2 separate regions of the Homo sapiens genome follow, and region 1 is linked to region 2. The links are chromatin loops, found by intact Hi-C in ENCODE. Cell type or tissue: B cell. All regions are shown on one strand. Region 1 has its middle 56 kb from the start of LINC00895. Region 2 overlaps HIRA (histone cell cycle regulator).

Evidence for each region. Peaks named below come from ENCODE experiments on the same cell type or tissue, not always from the same donor. Only the 100,000 strongest peaks of a DNase experiment are listed, where the experiment ranks them.
Region 1: a loop joins it to region 2, with 6 times the contacts of the local background. A loop is called at or near these places in 2 of 110 quality-filtered maps.

The regions. Positions count from the first base shown.
Region 1 is chr22:19,618,386-19,626,385 of GRCh38, reverse strand. No RefSeq gene overlaps it. Among named protein-coding and RNA genes, the nearest start is that of LINC00895, 56 kb to the right of the region's middle. RefSeq lists an enhancer at 5,294-6,055 and a silencer at 6,406-6,700. In B cell, no CTCF peak of the experiment used is centred here; DNase peaks (open chromatin) are centred at 4,165, 4,215 and 6,905; H3K4me3 peaks cover 878 bases; H3K27ac peaks cover 534 bases; H3K27me3 peaks cover 2,137 bases.
Region 2 is chr22:19,357,411-19,365,410 of GRCh38, reverse strand. It overlaps HIRA (histone cell cycle regulator), which reads left to right. Exons shown (of 25, transcript NM_003325.4): 16 at 3,480-3,684; 17 at 4,070-4,174; 18 at 5,927-6,075. Among named protein-coding and RNA genes, the nearest start is that of CLTCL1, 70 kb to the right of the region's middle. In B cell, no CTCF peak of the experiment used is centred here; DNase peaks (open chromatin) are centred at 3,520 and 5,420; H3K4me3 peaks cover 2,249 bases; H3K27ac peaks cover 6,438 bases.

The DNA.
Region 1 (8,000 bases), 260 kb before region 2:
TGAAGCTTCATTTGCTTGCCTGCGCCTTACCTCCTACTGTGTGGCCCATTCCTGTGACCCCAGGGGTTGGGGACCCCTGCTCTAGAGCATTTGCAAGGAAACAGGAGGCTTGGAAAGGAGTGATTTTCCTAAACAGTGGGTCAGGAGATCAGCAGTGTGCACGCTCAGGTCAGTAGGATAGCAGACCCCAGGGAGGATGGGGCTGTAAGCCAAGAGGTACTCCAGGGAGGCAAGGTCCATTCCTGCAAATGCACCCCCCACGCAGGCTGTAGGGTCCAGGAGAGGAGGATGTCCAGGTGGTGGGAATGGGAACAAGCATGATCTTTCATCTGTGTTAAATTGATAGCAAGGGTGACTTTGCTCCATGCCAGCCAGGAGCAGGGGTCACCTGGTAGCAATAAGAACCTCCCTCCAAGACTCTTGGCCCTGGCCCAGGTGGCGGGAGGGAAGGCTGGAGGGCCATGAGACTGGTGGGCAGGGAAGAGGCCTGGCCTCCTCTGTGGCCAGGGCTGTTGGGGAAACACCTTCACCTGGGCAGCCTGAGATGATCACGGCAAGAGCTCCAGCTGCTCTCACCCTGGGCAGGGTCCCTGCACACACTGTATCTTTAGAGGTCCCTTCAGGACCCTGGTTTGCTGCCTCACAGTGTCATCAGAGCCAGGGGAGGACAGGAGAAGTGAGCACACCGTTGCTGGGAGGTGCATCCTGCCAAGCCCAGCCCGTGGCTCTGATGCCCACGGGCTCCAGCATGCAGTCCAGAGTGCAGAGGCTGTGTGCAGCAGGGGTGTGACAGGCCCCTGGGTGGGCTGACGGGAGGCCCCACCCACCCATACACACCTGGGGTGCTCGGGGGTGGGGGGTTGCTGGTAGGGTCCTGGCCTGAAGCCTGCGAGGCCTGGATGTCAGGCCAGGCTCTGGGGGTGGGCCGGGGATGCCTCTGGGCACCTGCTGCCGCCTCCATACACTACTGACTGTCTCATGTGGCCTCTGGCCATTGCCCTGCTGTCTCTGTTCCCGGAAAGTGGTCCCAATTCAGATCCCAAGAGAGGGTTCTTGGATCTCGAGGAAGAAAGAATTAGGGGCGAGTCCATAGAGTAAAGTGAAAGCAAGTTTATTAAGAAAGTGAAGGAATAAAGAATGGCTGCTCCATGGTCAGAGCAGCCCTGAGGGATGCTGGTTGCTTTTTTTTTTGTTTTTTGTTTTTTTTTAATTTGAGACGGAGTCTCGCTCTGTTGCCAGGCTGGAGTGCAGTGGCACGATCTCAGCTCACTGCAACCTCCACCTCCCGGGTTCAAGCAATTCCCCTACCTCAGCCTCCGGAGTAGCTGGGACTACAGGTGCGCACCACCATACCCAACTAATTTTTTCTGCATTTTAGTAGAGTTGGGTTTCACCATGTTGGCCAGGATGGTCTTGATCTCCTGACCTTGTGATCCGCCCGCCTCGGCCTCCCAAAGTGGTGGGATTACAGACGTGAGCCACCATGCCCGGCCTCGGTTGCTTATTTTTATGGTTTCTTCTTGATTATATGCTAAACAAGGGGTGGGTTATTCATGCCTCCCTTTTTTAGACCATACAGAGTAACTTCCTGACATTGCCATGGCATTTGTAAATTGTCAAATTGTTGACAGTTTGAGAGTGTAGCAGTGAGAATGACCAGAGGTCATTCTCATCACCATCTTGGTTTTGATGGCTTTTTAGCCTGCTTCTTTACTGCAACCTGTTTTAATCTGCAAGGTCTTTATGACCTGTATCTTGCAGCAACCTCCTATCTCATCCTGTGACTTAGAATGCCTAACCGGAGGGGCCAGGAGTGGTGGCTCACACCTGTAATCCCAGTACTTTCGGAGGCCACGGTGGGTGGATTACCTGAGGCCAGGAGTTCGAGACCAGCCTGGCCAACATGGCGAAACCCCGTCTCTACTAAAAATACAAAACTTAGCCAGGCGTGGTCATGCACACCTGTAGTCCCAGCTACTCAGGAGGCTAAGGTAGGAGAATTGCTTGAACCTGGGTGGTGGTAGTTGCAGTGAGCCAAGATCACGCCATTACACCCCAGCCTGGGAAACCGAGTGAGACTCCGTCTCAAAAAAAAAAAAAAAAAAAAAAAAAAAGACTGTCTGAGAATGCAGCCCAGTAAGTCTCAGCCTTATTTTACCTAGCCCCTATTCAAGATGGAGTTGCTCTGGTTCAAGTGCCTCTGACATCTCTGACATCTCTACTTTATAGGTAAAGACCTTGAGGGCTGTCTAGTGTTCCTAAGCACAAACAGGCTGTGATGAGCCGGATGTGGTGGCGTGTGCCTGTGGTCCCAGCTACTTGGGAGGCTGAGGTGGGCAATCACTTGAGCCCAGGAGGTCAAGGCTGCAGTGACCTGTGATCATGCCACTGCCCTCCAACCTGAGTGACAGAACAAGATCCCCATCTCTTAAAAAAAAAAAAAAAAGGCCGAGTGTGGTGGCTTACGCCTGTAATCCCAGCACTTTGGGAGGCTGAGGCGGGTGGATCATGAGGTTAAGAGTTTGAGACCATCCTGGCCGACATGGTGAAACCCTGTCTCTCCTAAAAATACAAAAATTAGCCGGGCGTGGTGGCAGGCACCTGTCATCCCAGCTGCTCGGGAGGCTGAGGCAGGAGAACCGCTTGAACCCGCCACTACACTCCAGCTTGGCAACAAAGCGAGACTCCATCTCAAAAAAAAAAAAGGCTGCAATGAACTGTATGCGGAAAATATGTGTGTTAGATGAGCTGCGTTCAGGCAAGAGTTATGGTGTTGCTGGTGGTGAATACATTAAAGAAGCAATAATATATATTAAAGTGTCTTTCAACAGAAACAGACACACAACAAGGTTATGTATGGATTAGTGAATGAAATGTTGCAAACAGAAGCTCTCACAAGCTTGTATTTCCCCTGGAGCAATGGTTCTGTACTTTCTGGTTAAAAGGTTTAAGATGAGACAGTTCTGAGCAATGATTCTAAATGTCTGCCACATCTCAGACAAGAAACACTTCTCCCTGGAGCACCAGAAAGCACTTAGGATAAGAGGCAGACCCATGTCTCTTCCCCAGGGACTCCTTTCTCCTCTGGAGTCCCTGGAGCACTATGCACACACAACACGCTGCGCTGCATCCCCTTCTCCCTTCCTCCAGCCTCCAGAACCCCCGAGTCCAAAGCCTTGGCTTCAGTGGTCTGTGCCCCAGCATGCCAGCTGGGCAGAGACATTTTTCCTCTTCTCTAAGAGTTAGGAGACAACGTCATTTTAACAAAAGCAGGACACCTGACTCCTTTAAGAGGGCTCGCTGACGACCATAACTACTGAAAATAAAGGAACGTTTCCATGTGAAAGATGCTACTTCCAGAGGAATTGCACTTGACCCCTGGCAGGTGGGGCTGCCAGAGCTGTCTCGGGAGGTCTGCGGGGGTGGGGGGCGCACACACACACACACACACACACACACACACACACACACACACACGGGTCAGATGGGGAGGAGCATGGGATGGGGCTGTCAGCAGGAAGGGTGTGCAGGGGGCAAAGGCGTGTTGTAGGGTCTGGGCTCCTCATCACTGGAGGGGCCTGGGCAGCCTTGGACGCCACCACTTCTGCTTCTGGGAGGTTACAGAGGGATTCCAATGCTGAGCCCCCAGAAGTGACTCAACCAGGCATCCGTTTCTCCAGTCATCATCCTCTGCTTTGGAATTAAACTCTCCCAGGCCTTAGTAAGCAAGAAGACAGCCCTGCAGGTGAACTTGAGGGTGAAGGGCAGGGAGGGTGGAGGGGTTGGTCCTGCCCCCTCCAGGTCCTTGAAGGCTCCAGCTGGAAGCTGCTGGGGCAGGGCCGACTCTCCTGGGAATGGGACCCCACCCCACCAGGTCCAGCCCTTCACTCCTTTTCCTTGCCTAAACTTTTTAACGCCTCTGCCTGGACTTCTCTCGGCCCGAAGATTCCCATCCAGTTCACTGCTATTGTGCGCTGAAAAGCATTTCAGTTCCCTATATGACGCTTTGCTACCCCAACCCTGACTTAGCAGCGCCGTAAGCCACTTCGTAATGTCACTTCTGCCTCTGGTTTCCCTGTTTCTGTTATGGGACCCAGCTGCCTCATAAATGCTTCGCCTGTGATCAGACACAGTTGGGGCTGCCAAGGGCTCTCACCCCAGCAGGGCCTCACCAAACCCTGCAGAGAGGACCCCAGGCATCCAAGAAGAGGCTGGGAAATGCCGAGTGCCACCACCCTGCCGACACCCCACGCTGGCTTCAGGGCTGCTCGGTGTGATTGGTGACACGGAAGGGTGGTCATGCAGCCACACACATCCCCATGGGAATCCGCGGCAGAGGAGGGCAGGCGGGGCACGGGTACATGAAACAGCAGCCTTGACCTTGACTGAGATCGTGGTGATTAAAAGGGCAATTGAAACAATGGGGGGAAAGCCAGAACCAGGGGTGCGAGAATAATCTATCAGGACTCTTACCAGAGCCTTCCTGAAGGGAAAAAGAAATCCAGTAAAAACAAACTCTCCTTCATGGTGGCAACAATGAAACAATCTCGCTTCTCTTGCTCTCAATTTTATTGGCCTCCAAAGTTTCTGTGTTTCTAAAGATTAGCCTTCCCTTGGGAAGTTAGTGGGGGGAAAATAAGCAAATATTAGTTTCCCTCTCGAGAAGTCATTCTTTCGAGCCAGTTTCCCCAGGAGCTCTACAGGGCACAGCTTGTGAAACCTCATTCCAGGCCTTCTCAACTCAAGTGGGGGGAAAGGATTAACAAATATCTTTGAATTCCAGCAAGACAAAACAGGAATGGCCTCAAGCCGGGCTTCCTCCTGCAGCCTCTCCAAGGCTCCTTCTGCCTGGCCCAGAGTCACGGAGGAAGAGCGCCCGTCTTCACGGGCTGCCCTGGCGCTGCATCAGATCCGCCAGGTGGGCCGGGGACAAATCCTGATTTTCACTTCTGATTAGTAATTGTGTGCGAGAGATGTTCCCAGCTAAAATAATATACAATAACTTCCCTAGAGAAAATATACACAGTCAATTTTTGGAATCACTTAACACAACCCTTCACCAAGTGAATGTACAATTGGAACAACATAACACGTTTCCCATGTGGAAGAGAAGGGCTGGTACACGTTGACGTCATCGTGGGAGAGACAAATGTGCCGGTTTTATTAACCCCAGGCCACACGTAGGTGAGCAGTGGGCCATTGTTATGCAACCATTCAGTATTATTTTTCCATAAATCAAGGTAACGCCTAATGAAGTCCGAGTCTTTAAATCAAGCAGCCTTTTCCTATTTGGAACATAAAGTTGGGCTGTTGCCAGGAGCTCCGGGAAGCAGAGGGCCACAAGTAGCGTTTCAATAAGGAACGTAAGTGCCCATTCACCGGCACCGGATGCAGGCTGGTGGGTCAAGCCCACTCGCCAATATTGTCAAGTCAGTCTTAGGGGAGCTTCGCATTAGCACTGACAGTGATGGACTGCAGCTGGGGCTCAAGAGCAGCCCATGCGCTTCTGCTGGGAGAGGGACGTGGGGAACAGGCAGCTGTTTTGGCCTCCCGGGGCTGCCATCACAAAGTGCCACTGGCTGGTGGCCTCACCGCAGACCTTTATTGTCTTATATTCTGCGGGCCGGAAGTCTGGGATCAAGGCGTGGGCAGGGTTATGTCTTCCGGGGACCTTCTCCCGGGCTTGTCGATGGCCGTCTTCTCGCCATGCCCTCAGAGGGTCATCCCTCTGGGCATACCTGTGTCCTAATCTCCTCTCCTTTTTCTTTCTTTATTTAGTTTTAGAGACAGGATCTTGCTGTGTTGCCCAGATTGGAGTGCAGTGGCACAATCATGGCTCACCGAAGCCCCACATTCCTAGTGCTCAAGCGATCCTCTTGCCTCAGCCTCCCAGGCTCCCAAGTAGCTGGGACTACGGGTGCACCTCACCATGCCTGGCTAATTTTTAAAATTTTTTGTAGAGATGGGGGTCTCACCATGTTGCTCAGGCTGGTCTCGAACATCTGGGCTTGAGCAATCCTCCTGCTTTGGCCTCCCAAACTGTTGGGAGCCACCTTGCTAGGCCCTAGTCTCCTTTTCTTATAGGACACCAGTCATACAAGAGTAGGGCCCACCCTCATGACCTCATTTTGAATGAATTACCTGTTTAAAGACCCTCTCTCAGCCAGGTGCAGTGGCTCAGGCCTGTAATCCCAACACTTTGGGAGGCCGAGGCAGGTAGATCACTTGAGGTCAGGAGTTCAAGACCAGCCTGGTGAAATCCCGTCTCTACTAAAAATACAAAAAATTAGCCAGGCGTGGTGGTGCGCACCTGTAGTCCCAGCTACTTAGGAGGCTGAGGCACAAGAATCTCTTGAACCCAGGTGGCAGAGGTTGCAGTGAGCTAAGATTGCACCACTGCACTCCAGCCTGGTCAACAGAGCAAGACTCCGTCTCAAAAAAGAAAGAAAGAAAAAGATCTATCCAAATACAGCCATATGGGGTTGGGACTGGGTGGTTAGGAGTTCAACATAGGAACTTGGGAGGGAGGCCATAAATCAGCCTATAACAGGGGAAGCACAGAAAAATCTTGGCATCATTTTGCTGTTGTAAAAGAAAATGGAAAGGAAGGAAGGAATAGATATTGGGTGATTCCCGGCTGTTTTCCCGCCATGACTCAGCTGGTGCAGCATCTCCATCAGGCCAGCCCAGGCACTCCAGCATGGCCTGACCCTTGGACGGACAGGTGTGAGGGTGTGAGGGATGGAGGTCTGCATCCAAGACACCCCCAGAGACCCCTGAGGTGAGTGTGTGTGCAAATGAGCTGGCCAAGGGGCTGGATTTGCATTCTTGATGTTTTCTGCAGAGACAGAGCAGGTGGAGGAAGTGGGAGGCAGCTGGTGGGGAAAAGCCAACAAGCTTAGCTTCATTTTCAGTTCTCTGCAGCGGGGCAGCTGCTTATCTGCTGGAGGCTCAGATCCTCCATCTCTAAGGTAATGATACCCTCATCTCACATGTCCTCGAGAGGATTAACTAACTACAGCATCGTCTGCCAGGAAAGCCCAACACAGAGCCTGCCTGGTCCACAGCGCCTGGGAGCTGTCATTGTCTGCCCTCTTCCCAGCATCCCAGACTCATGCTTTCATCCAGGGCTCTGGGTACAGGGAGAGGAGGTATGGGTGGCTGGAGTCAGAGACCTAGGCACAGCTTCCTGGTCACAGTGGATTTGCACTGGAAACAAGAATGTTCTGTACTCACTGCCTTTGCAGAGTTCACATCTCAACTATGAATGACAGTGACTGAAAAGGGGCTTGATCCAGCCCCGACATCTTCTGGGTGCACATTCCCCAACTTTCTTCCCACCACGGGGAGGAAGGAGTGGGAACCAAAGGCAAATAAGTATTAGAACAATGGCAATTCAATGTCTTTGAAGACTCGAAGTAGTTGGGTGACGGAGTCACAGCATACACAATTGTGCTGGGGCCCTGTGATGTCCTGGAGTGTGCTATGATTCACATCACCCTCTTCACGATCTAGAGATGGGCCACAGGGACATTACCACGCACCTCGCAGCCCAGAGGTCACTTTCAGGTACCACCAGGTGCCATCTGGAATGGGGATAAACATTTGGGGCCATCAGTTGGTTCAGGAGGCTGTGAGGTCACATGGAACAGACAGCATCGGAAACCCCCAACCTGGATTCTGGGAGGCAGTGTGGCTGACAGCTCTGCAGGGACATGCCGCTTGACCATGAGTGGCTTTTTCATACTTTCTATATTTCAATGTTAGAGAGAAGAAAAAGCACTATTTAGCTGGGAACAATGGCTCACACCTGTCATCCCAGCACTTTGGGAGGCTGAGGCAGGAGGATCAGCTGAGCCTAGGAGGTCAAAGCTGCAGTGAGCTAGGATTGAAACTCTGCACCCCAGCCTGAGTGACTGAAAGTGAGACCCTGTCTATTAAGAAAAGAAAAGAAAAAAAGGCTGGGCATGGTGGCTCATGCCTGTAATCCCAGCACTTTG
Region 2 (8,000 bases):
TCAATAAGATAACCAGCCTGTCTTCTGAAACTTTGAAGCCAGGCATTGACTTCCCTTCTCTAGCTAGGAAAGTCCTAGATGACATCTTCTTCTGATAGAAGGCTGTTTTACCTACACTGACAATCTGTTGTTTAGTGTTACCACCTTCATCCATGATCTTAGCTAGATGTTCTAATACCTTGCTGCAACTTCTACATTAGCACTTGCTGCTTCACCTTGCCGTTTTATGTTATAGAGGCAGCTTCTTTCCTTAAACTTCATGAGCCAACCTCTGCTAGCTTCAGACTTTCTTCTCCAGCTTCCTCACCTCTCTCAGCCTTCATAGAAATGAAAATAGTTAGAGCCTTGCTTTGGATTAGGCTGTGGATTAAGGGAGTGTTGTGGCTGGTTTGATCTTCTATCCAGAGCACTAAAACTTTCTCCATATTAGCAATAAGGCTGTTTTGCTTTCTTTTCAAACATGTGTTCACTGGAGTAGCACTTTTAACTTCCTTTAAGAGCTTTTCCATTGCATTCACACCTTGGCTAACTGGTGCAAAAGGTATAGCTTTTGGCCTGTCTCAGCTTTCAATGTGCCTTCCTCTTTAAGCTTAATCATTTTTAGCTTTTGGTTTAACACTTACTTAGAGGCCATTATAGGGTTATCGATTGGCCTAATTTCAATATTGTTTTGTCTCAGATAATAGGGAGGCCTGGGGAGAGGAAGGGAGACAGGAGAACAACCAGTTGGTGGAGCAGTCAGAACATAAACGCCATTTATTGATTAAGTTCAGCATCTTACATGGGTGTGGTTCACAGTGCCCCAAAACAGTTATAATACTAACATGAAAGATCACTAATGGCAGATCACCAAAACAGATACAATAAGAATGAAAATGTTTGAAATATTGTGAGAATTATCAAAATGTGACACAGAGACACGAAATGAGCACCTGCTGTTGGGGAAATGGCGCCAATAGACTTGCTTGATGCAGGGTTGCCACAAACCTTCAACTTGTAAAAAAAACATAGTCTCTGCGAAGCACAGTGAAGTAAAGCACAATAACACAAGGTATGCCTGTGTACTTATTCAGAATTGTTCTGTCTTCTTGAAGAATTGACTCCTTCATCTTTATCACTGTGTAATGTCCCTCTTTATCCTTGATAACTTTACTGTCTCTGATGCCTGCTTTGCTTACGTAACTACACCACCTTTTTTTGATTAGTGTTATCATGGCATGTCTTTCTCCAGTCCTCGCTTTTTTTTTTTAATAGACTTTATTTGTTAGAGCAGTTTAGGTTCACAGCTAAATTGAACAGGAAATACAAAGAGTTCCCACATGCCCGCCTCCCCAACATACCCATAGCATCCCCCACTTTCAGCATCCCCCACCAGAGTGGGGCACACCGTCACCCAAAGTTTACATTTGGGTCTACTCTTGATGTTGTACGTTTTACGGGTTTAACCAATGTATAATGACATATATTCATCATTATATATCTTACAGAATAGTTTTTTGGGTTTTTTCGAGACAGAGTCTCGCTCTATTGCCCAGGCTGGAGTGCGGTGGCACAGTCGCATCTCGGCTCACTGCAACCTCCGCCTCCCAGGTTCAAGCAATTCTCCTACCTCAGCCTCCCAGGTAGCTGGGATTACATGTGTATGCCACCACACGTGGCTAATTTTTGTATTTTTAGTAGAGATGGGGTCTCACCATGTTGGCCAGGCCAGTCTCAAACTCCTGACCTCAAGTGATCTGCCCACCTTGGCCTCCCAAAGTGTAGGAATTACAGGAAAGAGCCACCACACCCAGCCAGAATAGTTTCAATGCCTTAAAAATTCTGTGCTTCATATAGTTACCTTCCTTTCCCCAACCCCTGGAAACCACTGATCTTTTTATTGTCTCCATGGTTTTGCCTGTTCCAGGTTGTCATATAGTTAGAATCACCCCTTTTCTTGTATTTATTTATTTACTTATTTTTTGTTCTTAGAGATGGGGTCTCATTATTTTGCCCAGGCTGCTCTCAAGCCTCTGGGCTCGAGCAGTCCTCCTGCCTCAGCCTACCAAGTAGCTGGGACTACAGGCATGAGCCACTGTGTCCACCTACTATTAATCTGTCTTTGTCTTTTGTAGTTAAAATTAAATTTTTAAAAACATAAACCCATTTCTTTTTTTTGTTTTTTTTGTTTTTTTTTTTGAGACGGAATCTCACTTTGTCACCAGGCTGGAGTGCAGTGGCACGATCTTGACTCCCTGCAACCTCTGCCTCCTGGGTTCAAGCAATTGCCCTGCCTCAGCCTGCCGAGTAGCTGGGACTACAGGCACACGCCACCACACCCGGCTAATTTTTTGTATTTTAGTAGAGACAGGGTTTCACCGTGTTGGCCAGGACGGTCTCAATCTCCTGACCTCAGGTGATTCACCCACCTCAGCCTCCCAAAGTGCTGGGATTACAGGCGTGAGCCACCGTGCCCGGCCTTATTCTTTTTTTTTAATCTTCACTTCTTTTTATCTTCTTTTTCTGCCTTCTCTGGTTTTAGCTGAGTATTTTATATGATTCAGTTTTCTCAGCCAGGCATGGTGGCTCACGACCATAATCCCAACACTTTGGGAGGCTGAGGCGGGTAGGTCACCTGAGGTCAGGAGTTCAAGACTGGCCTGGCCAACATGATGAAACCCTGTCTCTACTAATAATACAAAAATTAACCAGGCGTGGTGGCACACACCTGTAATCCCAGCTACTTGGGAGACTGAGGCAGGAGAATCACTTGACCCCAGTAGGTGGATGTTGCAGTGAGCCAAGATCACACCATTGCATTCCAGGCTGGGCGAGAAGAGTGAAAATCCATCTCCAAAAAAAAAATGATAATAAAATAAAAATAAATTTTCTCTCCTCTCAGCATTATTAATTATGCTTTAAAAAATTTTTTTTAGTGATTGCTCTAGAGTTTACAATAAACATTTATAACCTAACTCTACTTTCAAATAATATTATACCACTTCATGGGTAGTAGAAAGAGTTCCCCACTCTTTCCTTCCATGCCCTATGACATTGGTACCACTTATTTCACTCATTCATAAACTATAGTAATTCAAGACATGGTGGCTGTTATTTGTTTGAACAGAAAGTTGTCTCTCAGATCAGTTGGGAATATGAAATACAAAAGATTCTATTTTATGTTCATTGTTTTTTTTCTCTAACATCACTCTTCCTTTCTTCATGCAGATGTGAGTTTCTGGCCTGCATCATTTATCTTCTCTCTGAAAGACTTTTAACATTTCTTGCAAGGCAGGTCTTCTGGCAACAGATTCCGGTGTCTCTTTGTTTATTTTTGTCTGACAAAGTCATTATTTCTCCTTTACTTTTGAGGCATAATTTCACTGGACACAGAATTCTAGGTTGGCAAGAGGTTTGTTTAAGCACTTTAAATATTTCACTTCACTCTTTCTTGCATGAATGGTTTCTGAAGGGAAGTGTGATGTAATGTTTTTGTGCAGGTTAAAAGAGCAGAACCTTGTGAAAGAGCTGAGGCCCCGAGACCTCCTGGAGAGCAGCAGTGACAGCGATGAGAAAGTCCCTTTGGCTAAGGCTTCCTCACTGTCCAAGCGAAAACTTGAGCTTGAGGTAGAGACAGTAGAGAAGAAGAAGAAAGGGCGGCCTCGGAAGGACTCTCGTCTCATGCCTGTGTCTCTGTCTGTCCAGGTGAGGCCAGTGGGCCCATCCTGCCTTCTTTAGCCCACCTTTCTGTACTTAGAGCTTGAAGGCCCTGTGTGCATGGTAAGCCTCAGCTGGGTGGGTCACCTTGGGAACCAGCTGGCTTAGACATGCAGCCCCTGGAATGTAGCATGGAGGCCACGCTCTCCCTCAGATGTGCCCTTGACTCACCCAGGGCCCTTGAGCAGGTTCCCTGGCATCAACTGGCTTGTCCATGAGGTTAGGATCCTTGTAGCATTCCCCTCTGCTTCCTCCCTCCCAGGGTGGAAATGCTCTGGTCGCAGGCTCAGCCTCACTTCTGGGTGACCTGCCTTTACCAAATGCTACCCCGTAGTGTTAGAGCAAGGCTCAGGAACGTTTCTGGCTCTTCCAGTCTCCAGCTGCCCTAACCGCAGAGAAGGAGGCCATGTGTCTGTCTGCACCAGCACTTGCACTGAAGCTGCCAATTCCAAGCCCCCAGAGAGCATTCACCCTCCAGGTAAGTTCTAGGACCCTGCCAGTTCTCCCTCAGGCACACCCAGACATTCTCTGTCCCCTACTGCATACAAATCCTATCTTGTCACTTCCTTGGAGATTGGTTTCCAGTGGCTCTCCATCACCTTCTGGGAGAAGTCATAGCAGATCGGGGTACCCACCAACTCTTAGCGAAATTGCCAGCCTCCACTCTCACTCACCCATAGCCTCTGTCTGGCTTTGCCCTTGGGATTCCAGCTGCTGGGGCTGCCATTACCACCACATGTTCTGGTGCTCTTCAGGACTCCTCTCAGGTGTCCTGGCTGGAAGCCACCTCCACCTCCACACACAGCCCTGGGCAGCCTCAGGCTTGGTGTCTGTGGGAATGTGTGGTCATAATCTATCTCCCAACCATCCTGCTAGCTTTGTCTTCTCAGTGTCTGGCACAGTCAATCATCAGAGTTGTTTGAGCTCTTGGAATGGAAGCTTGTAAGCATGTGGTTATCCAAAACACAATTCTGGAGTAAATAATCCTTTATACCCAGAGCCCTCCTGGTCACTTGGCCCAGCATAGTATCTAGGCCTCTCCTGCCATGGTGCCGTCACACACACTGCTGCCTCTCTGCATACCCTTGTACCTCAGCTCAGGTGCGTGTCCTCGAGCAGCCTTCTTGGACCCTGCTTGCGGGTCACTTCCCACTGGCTACACACTGCTCTGAGCCCAGGTTGGTCCTCACAGGGCACCAGAGAGCAGGCGTCAGCCCTTCCTACCATAGGTCCTTCTGGGCCACAGTGCAGAGGAATGAAGCAGGGAAGCCAAAGGGTAGGAACCCATAGGGTTTGTTCTTATTGCTGGTGTGAACGGAGGCAGGGGCCCTCCAGTGGTCAGCAGCGTTCAGACGTGCTCTTGCACTCAGAGGTGTTCTGACTTAGGTTCCCTCCTGGGTGCCCTGCTTCTCAGCACAGAACTCTCCCAAACTCCTCCAGCCCTTCCCCTAGGCATCTTGCCCTCCAAGCACTGCTTGGGACTGTCATTTCTGGGTCTGTGAAGGGGGCAGTCAGCCCTCGGCCCAGCTCACCCACTTGAGTGGCCACACAAGCACAGACTGTTTGGTGGTTCTGCCTATTTTACCACAGGGAAAATCTGTTGGTCAGCTCCCCACACACGCGTGTGGCTGAGCCCATTTGGTGCCAGACACTGAATTAGGTGCTTTTCATACATGCTGTGCCATAAACACCCCTGCCAGTTTAGTCTCAGTTGAGCAGACCAAGTCTCACCACCACAGGAACTGGAGAGCCCCTTTGGGGGTTTTCTAAACATTCCCTCCAAGCACTGACATGGTCTCTAATCTTGCCAAACACTGCCATCTTTGAAGATTCTTCAAGTAGGAGGCTAGAAACCCAAGTCTCACTCCCAGCTCGGTCCTTTGCAGTGTGCTTTTGGGCACGTTACTCCCTTGTGAGATGAAGTGGCAGGGTTGGGAGACTTTGGGGTCTTTAACCCTGGCACTGCTTCTCTTCTCTGGCTGTTCAACTACACAAATGACAGGGTAGAAACCAGCTCCCAGCATTCTCCCTGCCTTGGGGGCCACATGTCTGGCCCTCTGGGCCTCCCGCTCAGCCCCTTTGCCCTACCTGCCCTCCCTCTCCTCTCTTGGCCAGCCAGTCTGCCTCTGTATCCTGCTGCTGCCTTGGGGCCCCAGGCTACAGAGCCTTGGAGCATGTCACCTGGGCTGCGGCCCTTGTCTGAGCAGACCCGTGTGTTTACTTCATCCAGGTCAGCTCCGATCCTTCCATGTACATTGAGGTGGAGAATGAAGTGACAGTGGTGGGGGGCGTGAAGCTGAGCCGCCTGAAGTGCAACCGGGAAGGGAAGGAGTGGGAGACGGTACTCACCAGCCGGATCCTCACTGCTGCGGGCAGCTGGTAAGGGTGGGCAGGTCCTTAGCCGGCCCAGGTGACACAGGCACACATGCCATCATTCTGGGCCTGGGCCTGTCTAGGGGAGGTGCATGACCCTGGGAGCACCAGCTCCCACAGAGACTCACACCAGGCTTCACTCCAGGCCAAGCATATGTGCTTGTCATCTCAGTCCCTGCAGCACCCAGCAAGGTCAGCATCAGTATCCCCGTGTTACAGATGGGGAAACTGAGCCCTTGAGGGTTACCCAGGCCAAGCTTTGAACCTGATGGCCTGATTCCCTTGTCCAGCCAGATCCCCAAAGTCTCGAATTCCACACTGAGGTGTGCCTGGCTCACCTTGACCTGGGCTGGTTCCTTTTTTGGATCCCAGATTTCCATCCAAGTTGGTCAGGATGGATTTCTGACTGTCCCTGAAGTCCCCATCCCAGCCCATGCCAGATTCTGCACTGTGAGGGGGACCTTGATTCAGTGATTAGTCACCCAGTATCTTCCCCTGGGTTCCTAGAACTGTACGTGAGCCCTGTCCCTACCTGTGTTCAATGTGGAAGGGGAACCAATGTTTCTCCTCAGGTTCCTGTCTGATGTAGCATCCCAGTCAGGACCAGATACAGTCATCATAATTACACCCTTAATCATCTGCCATGAGGTCCCATGTAAATGCTTTTACTTGTGTCAAAGCACATGGCCTTAGGTCTTAGACCACAATTCTCGTGGGCCCTGAGTGAGTTTTGTGTTTTTAGGCCTAGGGGACCCCACTGTTTGTTCTGTTCCTCCCTCAAATTCCCCCTCCAGATGAGCCATTTAAATTCCCAGTCCCAGGCACCTGTGTATCAGATGCTTCCACAGGCTCCCACTCTCTGTCCCTCCCCTCAAGGCAGGTGGCTTGCCCAGCTGAGGGCTAAGGGGTGTCGGCACAGCCTCTCCCACAGTGACATGGCAGCTGTGGGGCAAGCCTGCTGGACCACGTGGGACCTCTCCTCCTGCTTAGTCCTGCCCAGTTCAGGCCCAGCCTGCAGACCTGTTCCCCAGTGTTACAGCCCAAAAATGATGGCTTTCTTTGCAGTGGGCTGGCTTGAGCCAGGCTCTGACCACCAGAGATGGGCAGATAGAATTCAGTCACAGTACCAGCCTGGCCAACATATTGAAACCCCATCTCTACCAAAAATACAAAAATTAGCCAGGCGTGGTAGCATGTGCCTGTAATCCCAGCTACTCGGGAGGCTAAGGTAGGAGAATCGCTTGAACTGGGGAGGCGGAGGTTGCAGTGAGCCGAGATCACGCCACTACACTCCAGCCTGGGCGACAGACCGAGACTCTGTCTCAGAAAAAATAAGAATTCAGTCACAGCACTGCAGAGAGCTCCTTGTTGCCCGTGCTGCTTAGAGTGTTCTCTGATTCATACTCTCCAAGTAAACATTTGTAAACAAAAGCATCTCACTTGCCTCTCCCTTTTTGGAGCCAGTAGCAATAGTGGCTCATTAGGAAGGCAGTTGGCAGAGCTCCTTCCTTAACTGACCTCCTTGAGCCTGCTGGAGTGACTGGCTCACCAGGATAGAAGTGACACAAAGCAGGGCTCTGGGTGGCCTACTGTGGCCAGGATCTCACTGTACTGGCTGTACATCTGCTACCCCTGCCTGCGTCTGAGCTCCAGCCTCACCCTGGGCCTGTGGCTGTGCCTTAGGGGGCTCTGTCTGGGAAGGCAGCAGCCTGCTCGTGCAGGGCCCACCCAGGGGCCTGGTGGTCACTCGGGAGAAGCTGGACAGTGTCCAGACTGTTCTGTAACGCACTCCTTGTTTGGGAGCGACACACATCTCCCACGCCAGCCAGACAGCCCCCTGGACACAGAGGTGCATGCTGTCATCCCCATACTTCTCTTAGCCTGCCTTGTTAGAGACCTTCTCAGGACTGGTCTGACTAGTTGCAGCCAGG